Regions from separate parts of the Homo sapiens genome. Here all the other regions are linked to region 1. A link is a loop called in an ENCODE intact Hi-C map of the cell type or tissue named here. Cell type or tissue: heart left ventricle. All regions are shown on one strand.

Evidence for each region. A loop is a pair of places that touch in the nucleus more often than their neighbours do. Peaks named below come from ENCODE experiments on the same cell type or tissue, not always from the same donor. Only the 100,000 strongest peaks of a DNase experiment are listed, where the experiment ranks them.
Region 2: it touches region 1 in a loop (17-fold over the local background); 60 of 110 quality-filtered maps call a loop at or near these places.
Region 3: it touches region 1 in a loop (4-fold over the local background); 19 of 110 quality-filtered maps call a loop at or near these places.

What each region holds. Positions count from the first base shown.
Region 1 is chr1:168,338,146-168,346,145 of GRCh38, reverse strand. No RefSeq gene overlaps it. Among named protein-coding and RNA genes, the nearest start is that of MIR557, 33 kb to the left of the region's middle. In heart left ventricle, CTCF peaks have their summits at 2,387 (motif pointing right), 3,071 and 3,272 (motif pointing left); a DNase peak (open chromatin) is centred at 3,275; H3K4me3 peaks cover 589 bases; H3K27ac peaks cover 289 bases.
Region 2 is chr1:169,343,790-169,351,789 of GRCh38, reverse strand. The region is part of intron 1 of NME7 (NME/NM23 family member 7); the gene reads left to right. Among named protein-coding and RNA genes, the nearest start is that of NME7, 20 kb to the left of the region's middle. In heart left ventricle, a CTCF peak has its summit at 3,160 (motif pointing right); no DNase peak of the experiment used is centred here.
Region 3 is chr1:169,542,164-169,550,163 of GRCh38, reverse strand. It overlaps F5 (coagulation factor V), which reads left to right. Exons shown (of 25, transcript NM_000130.5): 10 at 149-363; 11 at 3,572-3,722; 12 at 5,656-5,868; 13 at 7,050-8,000. Among named protein-coding and RNA genes, the nearest start is that of F5, 40 kb to the left of the region's middle. In heart left ventricle, a CTCF peak has its summit at 3,569 (motif pointing right); no DNase peak of the experiment used is centred here.

The sequences.
Region 1 (8,000 bases):
CAAGTATTATCTGCCTTAATCTCAAAACCGCACTGCAAACTAAGGATTATGGGGCCTCATCCTACACATGAGGTAGTTAAGGCTCAATAAGCTTTAAAAATTTTGTCAAGTATCTCAGCTCAGATATGCAGAGACAATGTTTCAAATTAGGTCTGCCAAGCTCCCAAGATGATGGAGCCTTTTCCACTCACCCATTCTGTTTTACCACAAAGTCAAGAACAAGAAAAACCTGCAGTGGAAGCAAGACCTTGATCCTTAGCAGCATCTGGCTATTTGGGGCCAGCTGCTCAGAGCCTCAAGAATAAAAAAAAAAAAAAAAAAAAAAAAAACAGCATTGATTTGGGCTCAAGTTCTCTCTTTTTTCCAGTTTTGACCATCACTTTCATGGTTACTTTGAATTTGGAGAGCATTTGTCTGGCTTTTCATAAAGAAAATTCTGGCCTGGCGCAGTGGCTCACTCCTGTAATCTCAGCACTTTGGGAGGCTGAGGTGGGCAGATCACTATGTCAGGAGATTGAGACCACCCTGGCCAACATGGTGAAACCCTGTCTCTACTAAAAATACAAACATTAGCTGGGCATGGTGGCGTGTGCCTGTAATCCCAGCTACTCAGGAGGCTGAGGCAGGAGAATCGCTTGAACCCGGGAAGCGGAGGTTGCAGTGAGCCGAGATTGCACTCCAGCCTGGTGACAGAGCTAGACTCCGTCTCAATAAAAAAAGAAAGTTCTACTTTTTCTACAGTAACCACACTGATACTCAGGGAAAAAAATGAATAAAACTACCTTTAAAAATCAAGAGAGAAGCTGGGCATAGAGGTGCAAGCCTATAATCTCAGCTACTCAGAAGGCTAAAGCAAGAGGGTCCCTTGGGCCCAGGATTTTAAGGCTGTAGTGTGCTGTGATCATGCCTGTGAATAGCCACTTCACTCCAGACTGGGCAAGGTGGCAAGACTCTGTCACTTAAAAAAAGAAATCAGGAAACAGAGGAGACAGTGAGACAGAGGGAAAACATTATGGCAAATTAACCCACATACAGCACCTTTTCATTTTGTTTTTTATCTGTCTTAACTCAGGTCACAACAACTCCATCCCTTATCATCAGGTATGTGTGTCCAGCACCTAACTATGTTAAACTGGGAACAGTTTAAGATACCCAAGTACAGCATGGACTTCAGTAACAAAAACCTTCCTGCCACTTCCCAACTGATTGCCCTAAGACAGTGCCCTTACTTAACTTCTCAGCCTCGGTTTCCTATCTATAGCATGAGCATAATCATCTTGGCTAACAGTGATAGGGCAAAGGTCAAATTCGGTAAAATATGTGAAATATCTGTAAGCTATAAAGCACCATGCCCATATTTTTGGACATTATGTTTTATACATCGATTTACTTAACATTCATCCTGGCAACCTCCTCATTTGCATGCCCTCTGGCAAACAGAAATCTAGGACACAGCACAGCAAACTTGGAAGCATAGAGAAAATGCAAACTATGAGCAAACCTAGCATAAACACACAGATTTACCAGGAAATCATTTATACTGTAAGCAAAGAAATAAATTTTGGTGCGTAAATGTAGGGGATTCATTATTAACTGAATCTTACTCTTTAGTCAAAGAAGGTTTCCTGAAGAAGGAGGGATGTCAGGCAATTTTTAAATACCAGAAAGTTGAGCCTAAGAAGCACTTATGAGGGGTAAGTAGTCCATTGACCCAGGACAGCAAGTAGATGTGTCTCATTCCATCACCCAGGCTACTAAGAGAAGAAGAGGGGTATGAGAAGACATTGAGTACATAGACCAAGTTCCCTGTTTCACTGTGAGTCACATGAAGACCCTGAAACGTGAGGATGTCAACTCAGAGCCCACAGATGGCAAAATCAGGATTCTTATCCTCTACATACTTACAAATCTCTACTACCCTTGGAATTCAGGGCTGCTTAGATGACAGACAGAAAAAGACAACGTATCTCATGGGGGCTCTCACGCTTGCTCTGATTCTGGCTTCCTCTCCTTGGCCTTTTGTATCATCTCCTGGGGGTCTCTAGAGCTACCTAAGTAGCTAACAAGCAAGCTGAAAAGCTCATCTTCAGCAAGATCACTTTTGCAAGCGTAACAGTCTCAGATGAAATAGATTGGCTTCTTAAAGGACTTTGGCAGCACTCAAAAAAAAATCCTTTTGAAGCAGCAGTGCATGTGAGAGGGAGTGGGGAGCAGGGATGGTGGGGTGGGCTTACGACATTCTAACAACCAGAGGTCTCATGATACCTTGGCTTTTCCTAGAGAGACAGGACTCAGGTGTTCTGGGCCCTAATGATCCACTCCTGTTTTCACTGCCTCCTCTGTCCCCCACTTGTCCTTGTCCTTCCTCTAGGAGGCAGCAATACAACAGGGCTGTGTTACACAGTGGGCTCGATCATCCACTCTCCAAAACGCTCAAAGAACACAGATGGACTCTTCCTTCTGAGTAAATCCTCCTCAATTAGAAAGCTCCTCGGCTGGCCCTATCTTAACATCTGCCTGAGGTCCATATACTGTCTACGAGATGCTCATTAGTACTGCAGGCCCTAGAGTCATCGGTAGACCTTGGACACCAGTAAAACATGTAGAACCATCTCCTCCAGAGCCAACAACTTATTATGAAACCTTCACATTTTCACTGCCAAGCAGGTAGCAGGGGGGCCTCAGAAAACCACAAGCTTTGTCTCTTTTCATACACCTCTAATATCGAGGTGTCAGGTCAGACAACTCTACCAAAACTGCAGTATAAAATCCTTTATACTGTAAGCAAATATATTTATTTCAATGGACCACTTAACCCTCATAAGTGCATCTTAGGCTCAGCTTTCTGGTATTTAAAAAATTGCCTGACACCCCTCCTTCTTCAGGAAACCTTCTTCGACTAAAGAATAAGATTCAGTTAATAATGAATCCCCTACATTTATATACCAAAATTTATTTTTTTGCTTACAGAACCAAATTTATTTCTTTGCACCAGGACCAAAATTGCATTATACCCTCCTCAAGAAGCTTCGTAAATGATTATTTGGTTTTGAACTTTGTTTTTGGTGTTTTGCCTGTCCTACTCAGAAGGCAGCTTTTATCCTGACGACGTTTCAGTTTTAGCTATGGCTCTCTCTAAAGCTGCTAGTTTTGTATGGGTAGCTCCTTCCTTAGAAGGAAAATCTGCAGTATCTTTTTTAAGTTCTGCGTCAGAAGACGGCCTGGACGGAGGGTGGGGTGACTGATGAGTTGGAGCTTTGCTGCCACCTGGTGTCCGACCGAGGAGGATGACGCAGTTCCCTAGATAAAGACTTGCAAGCTCTAGAGCCTCATCTGCTTTGCCGTGGGCGTGGGTGATTGTGCAGAGTTCTGGGTCACGCGCTTGGCTCTGATTTAAGGAGGTCAACCACACATACCCACGGGCAGAAAAACGGAGGCTGGCGCCTGCCGTCCCACCCCATCACCAGGACGAAAGGGGTGGGACCAGCACTCCCCATTTCCACAACCTTTCCCATGGCTTTTGGGTGACTTTTCCTGCGCTCCTCCCCCAATACGATATTCTCCCCTAAGGAATAAATGGAGAGACAGAGGGGGAAGCAGGAAAATGTAAGCAATGTGACTTTCTCTGGGGTCCTCATTCCCCTGCAGAGAGCTCTGAGGACTAAAACCAAGACTTGAAGGAGAAAAAGAGGTTTTAATATCCAAGCTCTGAAATCTCCAGGTTATGCAAACCATCAAAGTGATGTGAATGGCCTCCCGTAAGTAGGGATGGAGAGGACCCTGTGAACCAACTAGAAATAAACACTTAGGAAAAATAGCTTCAGCTTATTTAACTAAAGTTACGTCTGATGGCTGTTTGTGATTCCTCTGCAAGCTTGAACCTCTAATAGCACCTGCTATGTATTACGTATGCCCAAAGTGGGGACATTCATACAAGACTTCTTCACACTTTTAATAATGATAATGCTGTGAACTTTAGTTAATTAGAAGGATCGGGGACTGGGCAGCCTGATTAATTCAATTTTCTAGTTAACTAAGAGTTAATGTGGAAGTTATCCCTCTTTTCTAGGATTTTTGGTAGTTACAGCTCTCAGTGCTCATCTGTGTCTGTGGAATATTTCTGTCAATGTGAAGACTCTGACACATGCTTATCAAATTTTAGAAGATATAGGCTTGAAAGGTTTGGTAATGCGTTACATGGCAGAAGTCATTCAAAAGTAATTTAACGGGCTTATATTATGAGTTAAGACTAAAGTCCTGGAAATATATATTTTTTTAAGTTAACCATACAAATACAGGATGTTGAAACTTGGCTTAATAGCAGTTCATGTGGGAAGCCCCAGGCATTTTAGTAACCCAATGTGGCTGCCAAAAATGACAAAGCAGTCTTAGGCAGTGCTGAAAGAGAAAGGCAGTGTTGGGAGCAGGAAAGATGGGAGCTCTACTGAATATGCCATGGTGGGGTCATGTCTACAGATCTCCATTCTATTCTGCCTGCCACAGCAGAAAAGGAAAGGGAACTGATGAAAGTTTTAGAAATCACGGCATATGAGGAAAATTCAAAGCTGCTGACAATGTTTGCAGTAGAAGAATGGAAGGCCTAGGGAGAAACTGAAGAGCTATATTCAAACATGTGAAGGGTTGTCATGGGAAAAGAGGACAAGGCTTAGAGCTGTTAAAAGAAAAACTTTAGACAAAATAAATTTAACAGAGTTTATTTGTCCAAAGAACAACTCATGAGTTGGGCAGCACTCAGAACCAGAAGCAGTTCAGAAGACTGCTGCAGCAGCTTGGACAGCAAGTTTATGGGCTAAATGCAGAAGGAAGGCAAAGAAAACGTATTTCAATATCGACTAGAGTCTTTACCAGTCAGCAACCACAAACTAACTTCTGTTGGTGGTTTCTGACTGATAAAGGCGCTAGTTTCATTTCACTGTTTTATGCTGGGATTTGGTTTGCTTAGTGGGAACTTAAAGCCCAGGAGCCATTCCAGCCTAATGACCTCCCAATTTATATATATATTTTTTAATTATTATACATGACCTCCCAATTTAAAAAAATATTTTAGCAATTCCTCACCTATCAGCCTCTTGTTATGATAGATTGACCACAACATGGCCATAAACACCACTCCCTGTCATGATCATGGCTGGTTTTTCTTCTTCTCAGCACAAAACTCCTGAGTCACAACATCAGGCTCCTGGAAGAAATATTCCTTTTGTTGTTCACCCATTTTTGTCACCCTAACCACAGTGAGACCTTCTCTCATACCTTTAATGGCTACAGATATACATTTAATACCCTTGAAAGAATACAATGCACCAGGACCAGGGAGATTGCAATGAGGACTATAAGAGGATAATACCAAGACACTGGAGTATGCTCCTTAGCCAATGCCCCCATTAACCAGATCAACTAAAATGAACAAAATAAAAACAAAGGTTAATGGGTAGAACAAGCTATCAACTTAGTCTCTGGGTCCAGAGAGCAGTCAGTAGAGAAGATTTCTAGATTTAAACTCAGAATGTATTTTCCTGGTTTGTCATTTAAATGTCTCTGATTATGTCATTGGACATTTCAGTGTATTCCCTGAATGGTCCATGCATGCATCAATAGGCATGAGAGCTGTCCTCTAGAATTTAGATCAAGTTGTTTAACTATAGCTTGTAGCCTTCAGGAACAGAGGAGTTTATAGATGAAAGAATCTTGAGGATAATGAGTGAGGCTAGAATATGATATCCACAAGGCTACACTCTATTTTTCTGGTGAAATATAATTTTTCTCTCTACAGCTGGTCTCATTTCTACCAAAGATGATCACAATAAGACCAATTTGGTTGCAAAATATGTCCAGTCTCCAGTAAACTTGGCCTGATTATTTATCTAGGCGCAGCAAGAATAATGATTGACCATATGAGCTCTTTTAAGCCTTCTTTGTTGGGACTTTGAAGTAAGGAATCTAAAAGGGGACTTTCAAAAGCCTCTCCATGCTAAGAGGCCAAGCCAAGGACCCACCATCAAACTTTGCCTGCCATGTGTAAATTTTGGTGAATTGCTCTCTTCTCAAGATTCTCAAAATATTTTTAAGGCTCCCAGGTCTTCTTTTAATAAGACCAGGGAACCCTTCAAGACAGGTACCAAGCCAGTTTGCTACAAGGTGCTTTATTGGTGTTGAAAAGTCAATCTTCGTTCTTTAAAACTGTCTGGACCATGTGAGTATATTTACATTCTCAAGCATGACATTCCAGTCAAAGCCTTGGTAATATAACCAATGCTTCCAATTGTGTCCTGTAATAACAAAAACCAATTCTTATTGAACTTATGCGAATAACTATATTGCCATGAAAATAAGAATGCTCTTTCATAGTTTCTGAATTCTGAAGGGATCAGTAGGGATAAAATGAATGTTTCAACTTTGTTCACAAAGGTAAACTTTACCAAATTGCTATGTATAGCTAGCTTAAGAGAGAAGAAAAAGGCTCCCTTAAATCTGAAAAACAAAACATCAAAGAATCAGCAATGTTTCAAATGCAAAGACCATGAAAAACCATAATTCTTCTTCATCAGTTTGTTCAGTCCCATGAAATTAATCCTTCTTCTGCCTGATGTTGTGTTAGCAGGTTTTGTTTTGTTTTGGTTTGGTTTGGTTTGGTTTGGTTTTTCAGGTTTTTTTGTTTGTTGGTTGGTTGGTTTTTTTGAGACGGAGTCTCGCTATGTTGCTCAGGCTGGAGTACAGTGGTGCGACCTCCGCTCGCTGCAACTTCTGCCTCCCAGGTTCAAGCAATTCTCCTCCCTCAGCCTCCCGAGTAGCTGGGATTACATGTGCCCATCACCAATGTTGTGTCAGCAGTTTTATGAATCAATTATTTTCTTTATTAGAGTTCTGAAAATTCTTACCCAATTCAATGGTGCAGTATTAAAGTTAGAAACCAGTACTTGTCAGAGTCCTTTCTATGACTCTCCTTAAAGACTAAACACATTAGCATTATAGTTGATGAAACTTAATTTTAAGACTTAAGATGGTCATGGTTAAAGATCCGAAGAGAGTTCACTACAATAATGATGCAATTGACAAGGAAATGTGGTTATTTCTGTGGCATACAACATTTTAACACAATAATCAAAACTATGACAGATAACATCATACCAGGATGATATGGTTTGGCTGTGTCTTCACCCAAATCTCAACTTGAATTGTATCTCCCAGAATTCCCACCTGTTGTGGGAGGGACCCAGGGGAGGTAATTGAATTATAGAGGCTGGTCTTCCCCGTGCTATTCTCATGATAGCAAATAAGTCTCACAATATCTGACGGGCTTATCAGCGGTTTCTGCTTTTGCTTCTTCCTCATTTTTCTCTTGCTACCACCATGTAAGAAGTGCCTTTCACCTCCCACCATGCTTCTGAGGCCTCCCCAGCCATGCAGAACTCTAAGTCCAATTAAACCTCTTTTCGTTCCCAGTTTTGGGTATGCCTTTATCAGCAGCATGAAAACGAACTAATACAGTAAATTGATACCAGTACAGCGGGGTGTTGCTGAAAAGATACCTGAAAATATGGGAGTGACTTTGGAACTGGGTAACAGGAAGAGTTGGAACAGTTTGGAGGGCTCAGAAGAAGACAGGAGAATGTGGGAAACTTTGGAACCTCCTAGAGGCTTGTTAAATGGCTTTGACAAAAATGCTGATAGTGATATGAACAATAAGGTCCAGGCTGAGTTGGTCTCAGATGGAGCAGATGGAGATGAGGAACTTGTTGGGAACTGGAGCAACGGCAACTCTTGTTATGTTTTAGCAAAGAGACTGGTGGCATTTTACCCCTGCCCTAGAGATTTGTGGAACTTTGAACTTGAGGGAGATTATTTAGGGTATCTGATGTAAGAAATTTCTAAGCAGCAAAGCATTCAAAAGCTGACATGGGTGCTGTTAAAAGCATTCCATTTAAAAAGGCAAACAGAGCATAAAAGTTCAGAAAATTTGCAGCCTGACAATGCAATAGAAA
Region 2 (8,000 bases), 1.0 Mb before region 1:
ATAGTAGCCATCAATGATCTTTTGAATTTCTGCAGTATCATTTGTAATGTTTCCTTTTTCATCTCTGATTTTATTTGTTTGGGCCTTCTGTCTATTTTTCTTACTCTGACTAAAGGATTATCAATTGTGTTTATCTTTTCAAGGAACCAACTTTTTGTTTCATTGATCTTTTGTATTTTTTTTTCATTTCAAATTCATTTATTTCTGCCATGATCTTATTATTTCTTTTCCTCTAATTTTGGTTTCAGTTTGCTCCAGGTTTTGTAATTTTCTAAGGTTCATCATTAGGCTATTTATTTGAAGTTTTTCTCTCTTTTTTTTTAATGTAGGCACTTAGAGCTATAAATTTCCCTCTTAATACTGCTTTCACTGAATTCCCTAGCTAGTAGCATTCCATAACTAATAGTATATTGTGTTTCCTTTATCGTTTGTATCAAGAAAATTTGCAATTTTCTTTTTAATTTCTTCATTGACCCACTGGTCATTCAAGTCATAAAGTCTTAGATCTGAAAGAGACCTTTGATTTTGGTTAACATCAGTGATTATGAAATTGAGGTTATGATGTATCACTGGATTGTAGGCGCTAAATTGTAAGTAATAGACAGCTTTTAAAAAAAGGTATAAAAATATCAGTACATTTCACATATTGAGAATAAGAATTGTTTTTGAGAATTTTATTCCAGTTGTAGGGCATGTGTGTGTGTGGTTGTGGGTGGATGTGGGTGTGGGTGTGTATTGGTCCCAATGGAAACTGTGGTTCTTACTATAGGTTAAGAAATAGGGGAAAAAGAAAAAAGAAAAAAAAGAAAGAAAAAAGGAAACAGGAAAATGTTTTTGAACTATTGATCTAGTCTTATTCCCAAATTTTATAGCTAAAGAAACTAGTTGGGACATACTGAAAGGCCCACATGTCTTCTACCTCAGTGTGATGATCCCATTTACATGTGATGTGCATGTCTGTATGTGTATATGACTATTCCACATTGAAGTAATTCTAATTTCCAAACGAAGGAAAGAAATTACAAAGTTTATTTAGTTAATACCATATCAGTAAGTGCTCACATCACTTCTCTATTTTTAATCTCTTTTATGTTTGCCTTATTTTTCTTTTTTTCCCTCTTTTCTTGAATATCCTTCTATTTCTCTAGGAAAGAAAGATATACAACGTGAAGCTAGAGAGAGGGAGAGAAAGAAATCCAGGACCAATAAAGAGGGAGAGGGACAGACATCCAAAATCTAGGAGACAAAAGAGAGAAACATCCAGGGCCAAGCAGAAGTAGAGGCATCTCTGCCCCATCACTCCTGCTTTCTTCAAGATCCCCTCTGCGTTTTGCACAGGCTGTAGTCTTCTGGGAAGGCAGTGCTGGTGGAGAATGGATCCATCTACTTTCAAAGACATGCATTGGGAATTTATTAATACCTCTCTATCCTGCTGTCTGGCTCTCTGAGTTGGGACTCAGTAATGTACTAAGGAGAGTGAGCTCCTTGAGAGCAGGGCTCTTTCCTTCCTTCCTTCCTTCCTTCCTTCCTTCCTTCCTTCCTTCTTTCTTTCTTTCTTTCTTTCTTTTCTCCCTTTCTTTCCTTTCTTTCCTTCCTTTCCTTCCTTTCCTTCCTTTCTTTCTTCTTTCTTTCTTTCTTGGCACGATCTTGGGTCACTGCAACCTCCACCTTCCAGGTTCAAGTGATTCTCCTGCCTCAGCCTCCTGAGTAGCTGGGATTACAGGCACCCACCACCACACTCCGCTATGTTTTTGTAGTTTTAGTAGAGGCAGGGTGTCACTATGTTGGCCAGGCTGGTCTCGAACTCCTGTCCTCAGGCAATCCATCTGCCTCGGCCTCCCAAAGTGCTGGGATTACAGGCATGAGACACCATGGAGGTAGGGCTTATTTCTTACTCACTCTTGTAGTCCCTCAGTAATAGCTTGCTTAGAAAACTATTCTAATTAATACACTGAGCTTTTGAGATACTGTTCCTTTTATACAGTTACATTCTTACTAATACAAATGAGAAATCTATAGCCTTAAAGAAAGGATTAGGCTAAAAAGGGACTTAATTTTGGAAAATTTGTAAGGAGCTTGATAAAATGAATCCAGGGTTTTAAAAAAAGAGGTTCTGTTACACACACAACACACACACACTAAATAGACATACATTGTGGATTAAACCTTTTTTAAAAATGTCATGAGAAAGATATTCTTGAAATGATTTAATAGCATTTTTTAAATTATTGTTTTTAATTGTTTAAGATACTGTTATGTAATTTGTTAGATGTTAGAAAGCAAGCGAAAGGAATTTATTAGATGTTAGAAAGCAATGGAAGAGAATTCACTGAATGTCACGCATATTCCATAAGAGTGGCTGTTTGATAATTTCATCAATAAATTTAAAAACTTTAAACTTATTTGGGGCTGACTGGGCAAAGGATAACCCCCCCACCCCAGATTGGGTCCTCTTTTATGCAAGGAATTAGAGAGAAATGAAATTGTTGACCTGGCACAAGCTATCCTTTCATTAAAATGTTTCCTAAAGTCCCGATGACTGGAGGGGATATATTAAAAACAAAAGGAGGCTGCTCTTCCTATGGAGTAGGCATTCTTTTATTCCTTTACTTTCTTAATAAACTTGCTCTCACTTTTCTTTAAAAAAAGAAACTTATTAACTTATTCTTTAAAAAAGAATGGGAAATCTCTTTTTCTTAATAGTTAATATCTATCACTTATTGAATGCCTACTGTATATTCTTTTCACATAAGGAAACCTCAGTTTTTTAAAATACCCAAGATTATACGCTAGAAAGCGGTAGGGCCCAAATTTGAACCTATTTAGCCTAGAACCTCATGTTCTTTCTAGCCTACTACTTAGGGTCACGATGTTTAAAATTTTTTTTTTTTTTGAGTTAACTCTTTCTTTTGCTTTTATGTAGCTATAGAAATTTAACTTCCTTTTCAAAAACTCAGTTTCTAGTGGATATAGGTGATATACATTTTTTTCAGGAATTCATAATTCATATTTTGATACTTGACTAGGGCTCTGCAAAATTACTATGGTTTAATGAATAACTACAGGGCTAAAATTGAGGGTATTTGTGAAATGGCTTTGTGAAATGGCTTTGTGAAATGGCTTTTTGGGCAGGATATGTTAAATCCACATTGAACACTAGGTGGCACTCTTCCATCATTGGACACTTTCAGGAAAAGCTATCCTTTATGGATTTTATTAGTTGCTTATTAATTTTAATCATATTGAAGTGGCATTCGAATGCTATTCATCTAGAAATCACAGATGTACACAGTATCACAGATTATTTCTCATAAAGTCAAAGACACACGTTTTTCTTTCCTAAATTAGAAAACTTTAGCCTAAATGATGAAACAAATGGTCATCTTTGGGATTAAGCTTGAAAATGTGGGTTTTTTTTTTTTTTTGCTTTTTTTTGGAATCTGTTACTTTACCAAAATATCCTTTGACTTATTTTTAAAAACTTAATCAGGAAACTACAAAATAAAAATAATGTTTGAATTACATGAGGTAATATAGGCAAATGCATTCCAAAGAAAACACTGTCTTAATATCTTCTTCAGATAGACTGTCTGATGATCACTACTTCTAACACTTGTGGATGTATTTAAGACTTTTACCACTTTTATAAAGGTACATTAGTGGTTACAGCCACTTAAGTCTGTATCACTTTATTGTAAACACAGTATTTTCTCCATTGACTAATATTCAAAAAGACTCATTCTTTTTCTCATGATGAAAATGCTATCAGAATCAGTAGCCAACTGTAGCTAATGCAGAATAGTAGTAATTTGCAATGCATGTAAATCTATATGTATATTTAGCATCTGCAGCATTTGGTATATGACATACAGGAAAAAATGGAACCATTTTGGTTTGCATATTTTGCATAGAGCTACTTTTCTCTATCTCTGCAACCAGGGCTGCTACATACTACATATAGGACATTGCACAATTATGAGTGAGTTGCTGATATTCTTATTTATTACGTATTTTTCTAACACGTGGCAGTAAAGTGTTCTCAGGAAGGCACAACTTTTTCTGTTTGCACAGGAGTACTAGATGGACTAAAGAATAGTCTTTTCAGATTTCTTAGCAATGATACTGCTCGTCTATGCCATTGGCTCTTATTCTTGAAAGAAAAAAGAATACGAGAGGAGGGAGCACAGGAGAGAGAAGGTGATATAAAAGTACCATTCCAGGATGCATCTAATTTACTACAAATGTCAGGGTGGGTTTAGGGCCTCTACAATGGACAGATGCCACAGGATGCCATCCCACTGTATCTTCTCCTCATACTCTACCTTCAAATCATACTGGCTTTGTTTGTTAAACTTGCCAACGTCCATCTTCCTCCCAAAGCTTTATACTTTTTGTCTACCTGGAATGTATTTTTACCCCAGGTTTCTGCATGACTGGCTTTTCCTCATCCCGTTTTGACATCTCAGATCAAGTGTAGTTGTTATTCTAGTTGAAGGGGTACTCCCTAGCTCACTACCCCAATAATTGGCATGTTTACCTATTTATCCTATTGTTTTTGTAACACAATTTATTTATTTACTTACATTTTTAGAGATGGCGTCTCACTGTGTCGGTCAGGCTGGAGCGCAGGGGTATGGTCATAACTCCAACTCCTGGGCTCAAGTGATCTTCGTGCCTCAGCCTCCTGAGTAGCTGCAATTACAGGCACGAGCTATGATGTCTGGCTATAACACATATTATTACAAGAATTATATATATTTTTTATTTTTACATTCTATAAGGAGAGACAGAAAATTAGTAAGTAAGCTCCATGTCAACAGGGCCTTGTCTGTCTTCTGTCTTGAATATCCCCAGTGTCTGTTGCAGTGCCTGGCAAAGAGAAGCCATTCAGTATTTGTTGAATGAATGAAGGCATGAATAAATTCAACTTTTAAGGCATAACTAATATTTCAATTGATGATAGCTAGCAGAGTTCTGCTTTCTAAATTTATTCATTCAACAAATACTTAATAGATATCTGATATATGCAATGCATATACCTAGTCCCTTGGGATGCATCCATAAATAAAACAGACAAAAGTCTCTGCCCTAAAAGGGCTTGCATTCTTTTGGGGCAGATATGCAATAAGCAATAAACATATGAAGTATAGTATACATTATATTTGAAGGTAAATAAGTGCTACGGGAAAAAAATGAGCAGGGTAATGAATGTTGGGGGTACTGATAGTGGTGTTGAATGTAATTTAAAGGGAAGTGGCCAGAGTTAGTCTTGTGGAGAAGATGATGATACCTGAGCAAAGTCTTGAGGGTGAGAAAAGATAAGCCATGTAAATATTGGGGAAAAAGTATTCCAGGAAATAAGACAGTCAGCGGACAGACTTTTTTAGGTGGGAGCATGCCGTATGTTCAAGAAACAGTGTGGCTAAGGCAAAGTAAGCAAGAGTGACAGTTGTGGGAGATGAAGTCAGACGGATCACTGGAGGCCAGATCTTGGAGGGCTTTGTGGGCTATTGAAAGTGGGTTGACATTATTCTCATAGGCTGAGTTGGCAAATTTTAAGCAGAGGAATGAGGTGATACAATTTATATTTTTACAGAATCCTCTCTGGCTGTATTTTTTTGAGAGAAGCTGTAGGGGGCAAAGATGGAAGTAGAGAGGTTAGTTATGAGGCTATAATCTAGGTGAGGGAGTATGGTGGCTTGGAGTAGGGGGTTTGCAGTGGAGGTAGTAAAGTGGCTAGAATGTGTATATGTTTTGCAGGTAGATCTAATAGGATTTCCTGATGAATTAGATCTATGGTCTGAGAGAAAATGAGTCAAGGATAGAGTTAAAAGATGACCCTAGGATTTTGTCCTGAGCAATGGTAAGGATAGCGTTGCTGTTAACTAAGATGCGGAAGACTGGTGAAGAAGCCAATTTGTGTTAGGGGGCTGGGAGCAGGATTTCAACTTGGGGCTTGTTAAACTAGAGCTGTCTAACATCTAAGATAAAAGGCAGTTGGATAGATATATGCAACTAAAATTTAGAGGGAGTGGTCTGGCCTGAGCACTGTCAATATGTAGATTATATTTAAAGCCATGAGACTAGATAAGATGATAACAGAGTGAGTGTAGCTAAAGATTAAGGGTCCAAAGACCAAGTTGTAGAGTATGCTGACACTCTAACATCAAGAAACCAAGGAGAAATGCCTGTACTGGAATAGAAGAGAGGTTTCAAATCAGCAACTTAAGGTTCTACCTTAAAACAAAAAACAAAAAAAGGCAGAGTGTGATGGTTCACTCATGTAATCCCAGCACTTAGGGAGGCAAAGTTAGAGAATCACTTGAGGCCAGGAGTTTGAAACTAGCCTAGACAACATAGTGAGACCCCCCCATCTCTACTAGAAAATAAAAAGAGAACAGAAAAAGAAAAATAAGAACAAATTAAACCTAAAGGAAATAGAAAAGAAAGGAGATAAGTATTGGAGTAGAAAACAGTAAAATAGAAAATGGAGAAAATCAATGAAACTAAAAATTAGTTATTGGAAACAATTAACATAGGCAAAACTTTGGTTAGACTGACCAAGAAAAAAGACTGAAGATACAAATTATCAAAATCAGGAATGAAAGAGGAGACATCGCTCCTATCCCTGCAGAAATTAAAAGGATTATAAGGGAATACTATGAACAACTTTATCCCATTAAATTAGACAACTTAGAGGAAATGGGCAAAATCATTGAAAGACATAACTACTAAAACTCAAGAAGAAATAGAGAATCTGAATAGAGTTATACTAAATAAAGCAATTGAATTAGTAACTAAAAATCATTCTACAAAGCTCATACCCAGATGACTACTCTCATGAATTCTATTCAACATTTAAATAATAAATAATAGCAATCTTTCACAAACTTTTCTGGAAAACAGAGGAGGAAGTACAACTCACTCAGCGAAGCCAGTATTGTCCTATACCAAGCCAGATGAAGACATTGCAAGAAAAGAAAACTGCAGACCAACATCATGAATAGAGGTGAAAAAATCTTCAGTAAAATATCAGCAATATTAGCAATACATAGAATGGATTATATACCATGATCCAGTGGGATTTATGCCAAAAAGATTTAACATCAAAAATCAATGAATATAACACAAAAAATAGTGAAATAAAGGATAAAACACACATAATTATCGTTAGACACAGAAAAACACTTTACAAAATCAAATACCATTCATAATAAAAATTCTCAACAAATTAGAAGTAGAAGTGAACTTTGAACTAAGGGGATTCATGAAAAAGCTGCAGCTAGCAACATATTTAAATGGCAAGTGTGAATGCTTTCTTCCTGAGATTGGGAACAAGGCTAGGATGTGTGCTCTCACAATTTTATACAACACTGGAATGGAAGTTCTAGCTGGTACAGTCAGGCAAGAAATAAATGAAAGACATCTAGACCGGAGAGGATAAAACTGCCTTTATTCACAGAGGATGTGACCCTGTATATAGAAAATCCTAAGGATTCCACAAAAAAGTTACTACAACTAATGTGTTCATCAAAGTTGCAGAATACAAGACCAATTGATTTCACAAAAATTAATTATATTTCCATATACTATAATGAACACTCTGAAAAAGAGATTAAGAAATTAACTCCACTTACAATGACACCAAAAGAATACTCAGGAATAACTGAAAGAATTGTACACTGAAAACTACAAAACATTGCTGAGTAAAATTAAAGACCTAAATAAATGGAAACATTCAAACTTCATGGATTAGAAGACTTAATGTGGTTAAGGTGGTGATTCTCTCTAAATTAGTAGATAGATTTAGTGCAATTCCTATCAAAATCCCAGTGGGCATTTTTGCAGAAATTGACGAGCTGATCCTAAATTTGATATGGAAATGTGAAGGGCCCAGATTAGCCAAGGTGTTTTAAACAAGAACAACAAAACTGGAAGACTTATACTTTCTGGTTTCAAAACTTACTACAAAGCTACAGTAATCAATTCAATGTGGGCCA
Region 3 (8,000 bases), 1.2 Mb before region 1:
CCTAGAACTTAAAGTATAATTTAAAAAAAATAAAAATAAAAGAATTCCTTTTGCAATATTAATTGGTTCCAGCGAAAGCTTATTTATTTATTTATTATCATGAAATAACTTTGCAAATGAAAACAATTTTGAATATATTTTCTTTCAGGCAGGAACAACACCATGATCAGAGCAGTTCAACCAGGGGAAACCTATACTTATAAGTGGAACATCTTAGAGTTTGATGAACCCACAGAAAATGATGCCCAGTGCTTAACAAGACCATACTACAGTGACGTGGACATCATGAGAGACATCGCCTCTGGGCTAATAGGACTACTTCTAATCTGTAAGAGCAGATCCCTGGACAGGCGAGGAATACAGGTATTTTGTCCTTGAAGTAACCTTTCAGAAATTCTGAGAATTTCTTCTGGCTAGAACATGTTAGGTCTCCTGGCTAAATAATGGGGCATTTCCTTCAAGAGAACAGTAATTGTCAAGTAGTCCTTTTTAGCACCAGTGTGATAACATTTATTCTTTTTTTTTTTTTGTCTTGTCTATTTTTATCAGTACCATCACTGCCGAAGGCAAGTCTAGAGTGTGATAACATATTTTGTCTTAGTTTCAAATTCCAGGTCTGTTGGTATTGGATGTGTTGAGCAAGTTGATTAGCCTTTCCTAATTTCTTCCTTTTATCAAATGGGTAATAACCCTCCTAAAAATGTTACAGGTCTGTTTGGGGGTTCAGTGAGATACCATCTGGTAAAAGTATAAAGCTCTTTACCAGTCTTTGCTATTTTTAGAGACCTGCAATAGGGAGACAGAGGAGAGATTCTCTGAAAGCAACCAAATTTAGAGACATAGTTCCTAGTGAAATTGGACCCAGATTATGGCCCATCTCTGTTGAGACTAAAGTATACAGAAGAATGTGAACAAAGATACTGAATTTCTGAGTTTGTCTTCATTGAAGAATTGTAGTCTCATATTATTAAACTAAAATTCCCAATTATGCTAAACTGTAACCAAAGAGGTCTTATCTCAAGGCATACAAAATAAACATATGCCTAGAAAAAGCAGAAATGAATTTCTGGACATATGGAAGATCCTGATTTATTGAGCTAGGAAAGGAAACAGGTAGTAGAAGCATAAGGCTTTTCTATTGCAACCTTCTCTTTCATCCTTTGCACTTATTCAGAGCATATTCAGTCAATCATTCATGTTGAAAGGTGTGCAATTACAGAGATAGACAGACTTTCAGCTGCCATAGCGAAATGAGATTTTTCTTTTGGGATTTGTTTTTTTTTTTTTTTTCTTTTGAGACAGAGTCTCACTCTGTCACCCAGGCTGGAGAGCAGTGGCACCATTTTAGATCACTGCAACCTCTGCCTCCTGGGTTCAAGTGATTCTCCTGCCTCAGTCTCTTGAGTAGCTGGGATTACAGGCGCCCGCCACCACCCCCATGTAATTTTTGTATTTTTTAGTAGAGACAGGGTTTCACCATGTTGGCTAGGCTGGTCTCGAACTCCTGACCTAAGGTGTTCCACCTGCCTCAGCCTCCCAAAGTGCTGGTATTACAGGTGTGAGCCACTGTGCCCGGCTCTTTTGGGATATTTTAATCTCTGAATTTTCTTATCTGTTCTGTTTGCTTTTGCATATTACCTTTAGCTCTAACAAGTGCTGTGTACACAATGGACTCTCATAAATGCCTGAATTATATGGCTTCAGTAGTTCCAAGAACTATGTCACTTTGGTTTCTGAGAACTCAGTGGTGTAGATAATTTGCTGCAATGTTAATGACTGAATACAGCACTTTTTTTTCTTTTTTTTTTACTCTTAAGTTCAGGGGTACTTATGTGCAGGATGTGCAGGTTTGTTACATAGGTAAACATGTGTCATGGAGGTCTGTTGTACTTACTACTTCATCACCCAGGTATTAAGCCTAGTATCCATTAGTTATTTTTTCTGATCCTCTCCCTCTTTCCACCCTCCATCCTCTGATAGGCCCCAGTATGTATTGTTCCCTTCTATGTGTCCATGTGTTCTCATAATTTAGCTTTCACTTGTAAGTGAAAACATGCAGTATGTGGTTTTCTGTTCTTGCGTTAACTTGCTTAGAATAATGGCCTCCAGCTCCATCCATGTCCCTGCAAAGGACATAATCTTGTTCTTTTTGATGGTCACATAGTATTCTATGGTGTATATGTACCATATTTTCTTCATCCAGTCTGTCATTGATGGGCATTTGGGTTGATTTCATGTCTTTGCTATTGTGAAGAGTGCGAAAATGAACATACGCATGCATGTGTCTTTATAACAGAATGATTTATATTCCTTTGGGTACATACCAAGTAATGGAATTGCTGGGTTCAAAGGTATTTCTGACTTTAGGTCTTTGAGGACTCACCATGGTATCTTCCACAATGGTTGAACTAATTTACACTCCCACCAAGAGTGTATAAGTGTTCCTTTTTCTCCACAACCTTGCCAACATCTGTTAGTTTTTGACTTTTTAATAATAGCCATTCTTATTGGTGCGAGATGGTATCTCATTGTGGTTTTGATTTGCATTTCTCTAATGATCAGTGATGTTGAGCGTTTTTTTCATATGCTCTTTGGCCACATGTGTGTCTTCTTTTGAAAAGTGTCTGTTCCTGTCCTTGGCCTACTTTTTAATGGGGCTGTTTGTTTTTTTCTTGTAAATTTAAGTTCCTTATAAATGCTCCATATTAGACCTTTGCCAGATGCATAGTTTGCAAAAATTTTCTCCCATTCTGAATGTTGTCTGTTTACTCTCTTGATAGTTTCTTTTGCTGTGCAGGAGCTCTTTATTTCAATTAAATCCCATTTGACAATTTTTGCTTTTGTTGCTATTGCTTTTGGCATGTTCGTCATGAAAGCTTTGCCCATCCCTATGTCCCAAATAATATTGCCTAGGTTGTCTTCCAGGGTTTTTGTAGTTTGGGGTTTTACGTTTAAGTGTGTTGTTGTTGTTTTTTGTTTGTTTGTTTCTGTTATTTTTGAGATGGAGTCTCGTTCTGTTGCCCAGGCTGGAGTGCAGTGGTACGATCTCAGCTCACTGCAACCTCTGCCTCCCATGTTCAGGTGATTCTCCTGCCTCGGCCCCTCGGCCTCCCGAGTAGCTGGGATTACAGGCATAAGCCACGATGCCTGGCTAATTTTCTTTTCTTTTCTTTTCTTTTCTTTTTTTTTTTTTTTTTAGTAGAGACGGGTTTTGCCATGTTGACCAGACTGGTCTTCAACTCCTGACCTCAGGTGATCCACCCGCCTTGGCCTCCCAAAGTGCTGGTATTACAGGCGTGAGCCACCGCGCCAGGCCTACATTTAAGTCTTTAATCCATCTTGAGTTAATTTTTGTATATGATGTAAGAAAGGGGTCCAGTTTCAATTTTCTGCCTACGGCTAGCCAGTTTTCCCAGAACCATTTATGGAATAGAGAATCCTTTCCCTATTGCTTGCTTTTGTCACAGATCAGATAGTTGTAGGTGCGCAGCCTTATTTCTGAGTTCTCTATTCTGTTCCATTGGTCTATGCGTCTGTTCTTGTACCAGTACTATACTGTTTTGTCCTCCAGAGGGCAGCAGACATCGAACAGCAGGCTGTGTTTGCTGTGTTTGATGAGAACAAAAGCTGGTACCTTGAGGACAACATCAACAAGTTTTGTGAAAATCCTGATGAGGTGAAACGTGATGACCCCAAGTTTTATGAATCAAACATCATGAGCAGTAAGTCAGAGTACTATTTTTGTTCATCAGTTTTTCATTCCTGTGGTTGAAATATGACTGTGCCTAGAGTCAGAGACATGGATTAAAATCTACTCGCTAAGGGGCACCTCCAATCCTCACTTCCAGTCCAAAGACTTGGTGATGAAATCCGTGGGTGACATCATAGCAACATTTTTAAGCAAGAGGTCAAAGGCTCACATCCTTAGAAATGCGTTTGATCTTCTATTCCAAGCGTGTGTGTGTGTGTGTGTGTGTGTGTGTACACAGACATACTCTGCGTGGTGAGGAAAAGGGTGAGAGAGTAGGACTAATGGAAGGTGTTATAGTCCATGTCAATAGTATCCTAGACTGAGTTCAGGGTGAATATATGGCTAGGACAGAAAGAAGGCAAGTAATCCAAAGATGGATTGACACATCAAAGTAGAGCAAAATGAGTATAGGGACCCAAGAGTCTTGGAAAGGCATGCATGAAGACATTTCAAGTGATCAGTAAGATTTTCAGAACAAAAGGAATTCCCTGAATGAGGGTTCCGGCATTTGCTGCAGTTCTAAAGTTCAGTGGCCAAAAGCACTGCCATGGCAGTCTGAGAGAAATGTCACTGAGCCAGCTGGAAGCAAACTTCTCCACAACAGCCAGGGTCCCCCTACTGATCCTCAGAGTCTAGAGTCATGGTAATCACCTTCTCTAGTAGGTAATCACACATGTGAGGATGATTTCTGCATGTTCTGTTCATATAGCTTCAGATGACTGACAGCTAGGGATTATCAGAGCTGACAGGTGCCAGGTCAAATAATTCAAACAGAAAATTACTCTCAGCTTTCTTTGCATAACTTCCTTTTGGCAGTGAATCTATCATAGTTCTAGACCAGTGCTGTCCAATAGAAACTACGTATGAGCTACATGCGTAATTTAAAATTTTCTGATAGCAACATTAAAAAGTAAAGAGAAATAGGTGACATTAATTTTAGTAATATGTTTTACTTAACTCAGTATATCCTGAATATTATCATTTCAACATGTAACCAATATAAAAATTAATGAGACTTACTTTATTACTAAGTCTTTGAAATTCAATGTATATTTTATACTCACAGCATATCTCAGTCCAGTCTACCCATATTTCAAGTGCTCGATAACCACTTGTAGCCAGTGGCTACCATATTGAACAATGCAGTTATAGACCATTTAGAAAAACATCTAGAATGAGGTATAAACTAATAATACATCATGTAAATTATTAAAGTCACTTAAGTGATTTAAGTAGGTATTTAAATATTTGTTAATGCCAGTCATTATACTGGTACTAAGGCTAAGAGTGGTAATCGAGGTAGACATGAGCCCTGCCCTTGTAGAAATCATACCTTTGGTTTTTTACTATGCTTAGTACATAAGTAAATAAAAATATTGCCTACAGCAGTGTCCCTTTTAACAATAATGAAATGTATGAACTGGATACTCAAATGGAAACTGTGAATACTATGTAGATTATAAGACAGCAATAAAAACTATAAAATATGCTAAATGGGCTTTATTTTTAGGGACATTACTTCTTACCCAATGACTAATATATCAAAAAGATGAATTTCTTATATTATGCTTTTCCTCCAAGTGGAATTATTAGAATATCTTTAAAGGCAGAGAATGGAGCACAAAATATTTACTATACATTTGATGAATGACTAAATCAATGTAAATGGAAGGCTTTATCTTTTTCCTGAGATTTCTCCTTTGGCTAATTTAGGAGAATAATCTCTCATTTGAAAATTCTGAGTTTGATCTTCTAGTCACATGTTAGACTAGATAAAGCTTATCTTGGATAATCACTGCTTTGACACAACCAAATTAACATGGAGACATTTATCTTAGGTATAATTAGACACATGCCCTTTTGTTGGCATAGACTTGGAATTTTAACAGATTTTACACTTTCAGCTATCAATGGCTATGTGCCTGAGAGCATAACTACTCTTGGATTCTGCTTTGATGACACTGTCCAGTGGCACTTCTGTAGTGTGGGGACCCAGAATGAAATTTTGACCATCCACTTCACTGGGCACTCATTCATCTATGGAAAGAGGCATGAGGACACCTTGACCCTCTTCCCCATGCGTGGAGAATCTGTGACGGTCACAATGGATAATGTTGGTGAGTAAGAGTCTGGACACTCACAGAGGAAGCTTGCTTTGAATTTCTGGTCTATAAAGGTCTGCTGCAACTCTCCAGGCTACCAGTGCTCCTCTATGTATCTCCCTGACCCCCTGCAGGCTTTTCTTTCAATGTTTCTCATGATTTCTCTTTGAGAAATTAATGACTTAAATGGATCCAGTTCTTTAGTGTGGGTTATATTTTTCCTTCTCTGGGCAAAGTAGGAAGTAAAAATATACAACAGCAGAAAAATAAGGCATAACTCTGAGGAAGAAGCATAAATATTTTGGCCACAAAAGAGCATTTCTTTTATCAAAATGCCCTATTCGGTTTTTTGCAACAGTCATCTTCAATCATCAGGTACAGTGCCTTAAAGGCTGCTTCAGCAACAGCTTTGGAGTTTGTCAGACTGGAATGCAAGTCCTGATCTGCCAATCGATTGCTGTGTAACCTTACACAAGTTACTTGGCCACACTGAGCCACAAGTCATTTATCTGGAAAACAGTGTAATCACATCTCACAGAGTTACTTTGACCATTAAAATAGTAATATGCGCCAAGTGCCTAGCACTCAGTAGACACCAACAATGGTAACTATTGGAGACTCACCAAGAAATCTTTGATGTTCCAGCAATGCATGCCATTTCAGAGATTCAAAATTGTCCTCGTGAATTATTACTTAGAAACATCTAAATGTCTCTTATTTGTGGGGATAGAGCTCATCACCATCCCTTTAATTCTAAGACAAGATGTGCTGTTAGGATATTTATGATATTAAAAGTCCATTTTATTCTTGATTCATCCCTTTCTTAATATATTTTAAAATAGTGAGCAACTATCTGTGCTGAAAGACCTTTTTTCCCCTCTAATCTCCACTAAGCAACACTTTTGTTTTTTATTCTGTTAAGCGAGATGAACGCACTGGTCATGTGCTTAGAGTCACAGCAATGTCAAATTGCTTTAGAAAAACAAAAGTTTACTAAATATTTCATTCTCATTTTTCTCTCCTTGTGTTATTTTGACCCAGTAATCAATAGGTCACAGACAAGCAGTGGTCCACAGCCCATACTTGAATATTCCTGACGAAAGTTTATTAGAAATTACCTGCCACAATGGATTATTGTGTTTTCATGTCTTTTCCCAGACTTCCAGATCTCTCTTCTGTCTGTCTCTCTTCTGTAGGAACTTGGATGTTAACTTCCATGAATTCTAGTCCAAGAAGCAAAAAGCTGAGGCTGAAATTCAGGGATGTTAAATGTATCCCAGATGATGATGAAGACTCATATGAGATTTTTGAACCTCCAGAATCTACAGTCATGGCTACACGGAAAATGCATGATCGTTTAGAACCTGAAGATGAAGAGAGTGATGCTGACTATGATTACCAGAACAGACTGGCTGCAGCATTAGGAATCAGGTCATTCCGAAACTCATCATTGAATCAGGAAGAAGAAGAGTTCAATCTTACTGCCCTAGCTCTGGAGAATGGCACTGAATTCGTTTCTTCAAACACAGATATAATTGTTGGTTCAAATTATTCTTCCCCAAGTAATATTAGTAAGTTCACTGTCAATAACCTTGCAGAACCTCAGAAAGCCCCTTCTCACCAACAAGCCACCACAGCTGGTTCCCCACTGAGACACCTCATTGGCAAGAACTCAGTTCTCAATTCTTCCACAGCAGAGCATTCCAGCCCATATTCTGAAGACCCTATAGAGGATCCTCTACAGCCAGATGTCACAGGGATACGTCTACTTTCACTTGGTGCTGGAGAATTCAAAAGTCAAGAACATGCTAAGCATAAGGGACCCAAGGTAGAAAGAGATCAAGCAGCAAAGCACAGGTTCTCCTGGATGAAATTACTAGCACATAAAGTTGGGAGACACCTAAGCCAAGACACTGGTTCTCCTTCCGGAATGAGGCCCTGGGAGGACCTTCCTAGCCAAGACACTGGTTCTCCTTCCAGAATGAGGCCCTGGAAGGACCCTCCTAGTGATCTGTTACTCTTAAAACAAAGTAACTCATCTAAGATTTTGGTTGGGAGATGGCATTTGGCTTCTGAGAAAGGTAGCTATGAAATAATCCAAGATACTGATGAAGACACAGCTGTTAACAATTGGCTGATCAGCCCCC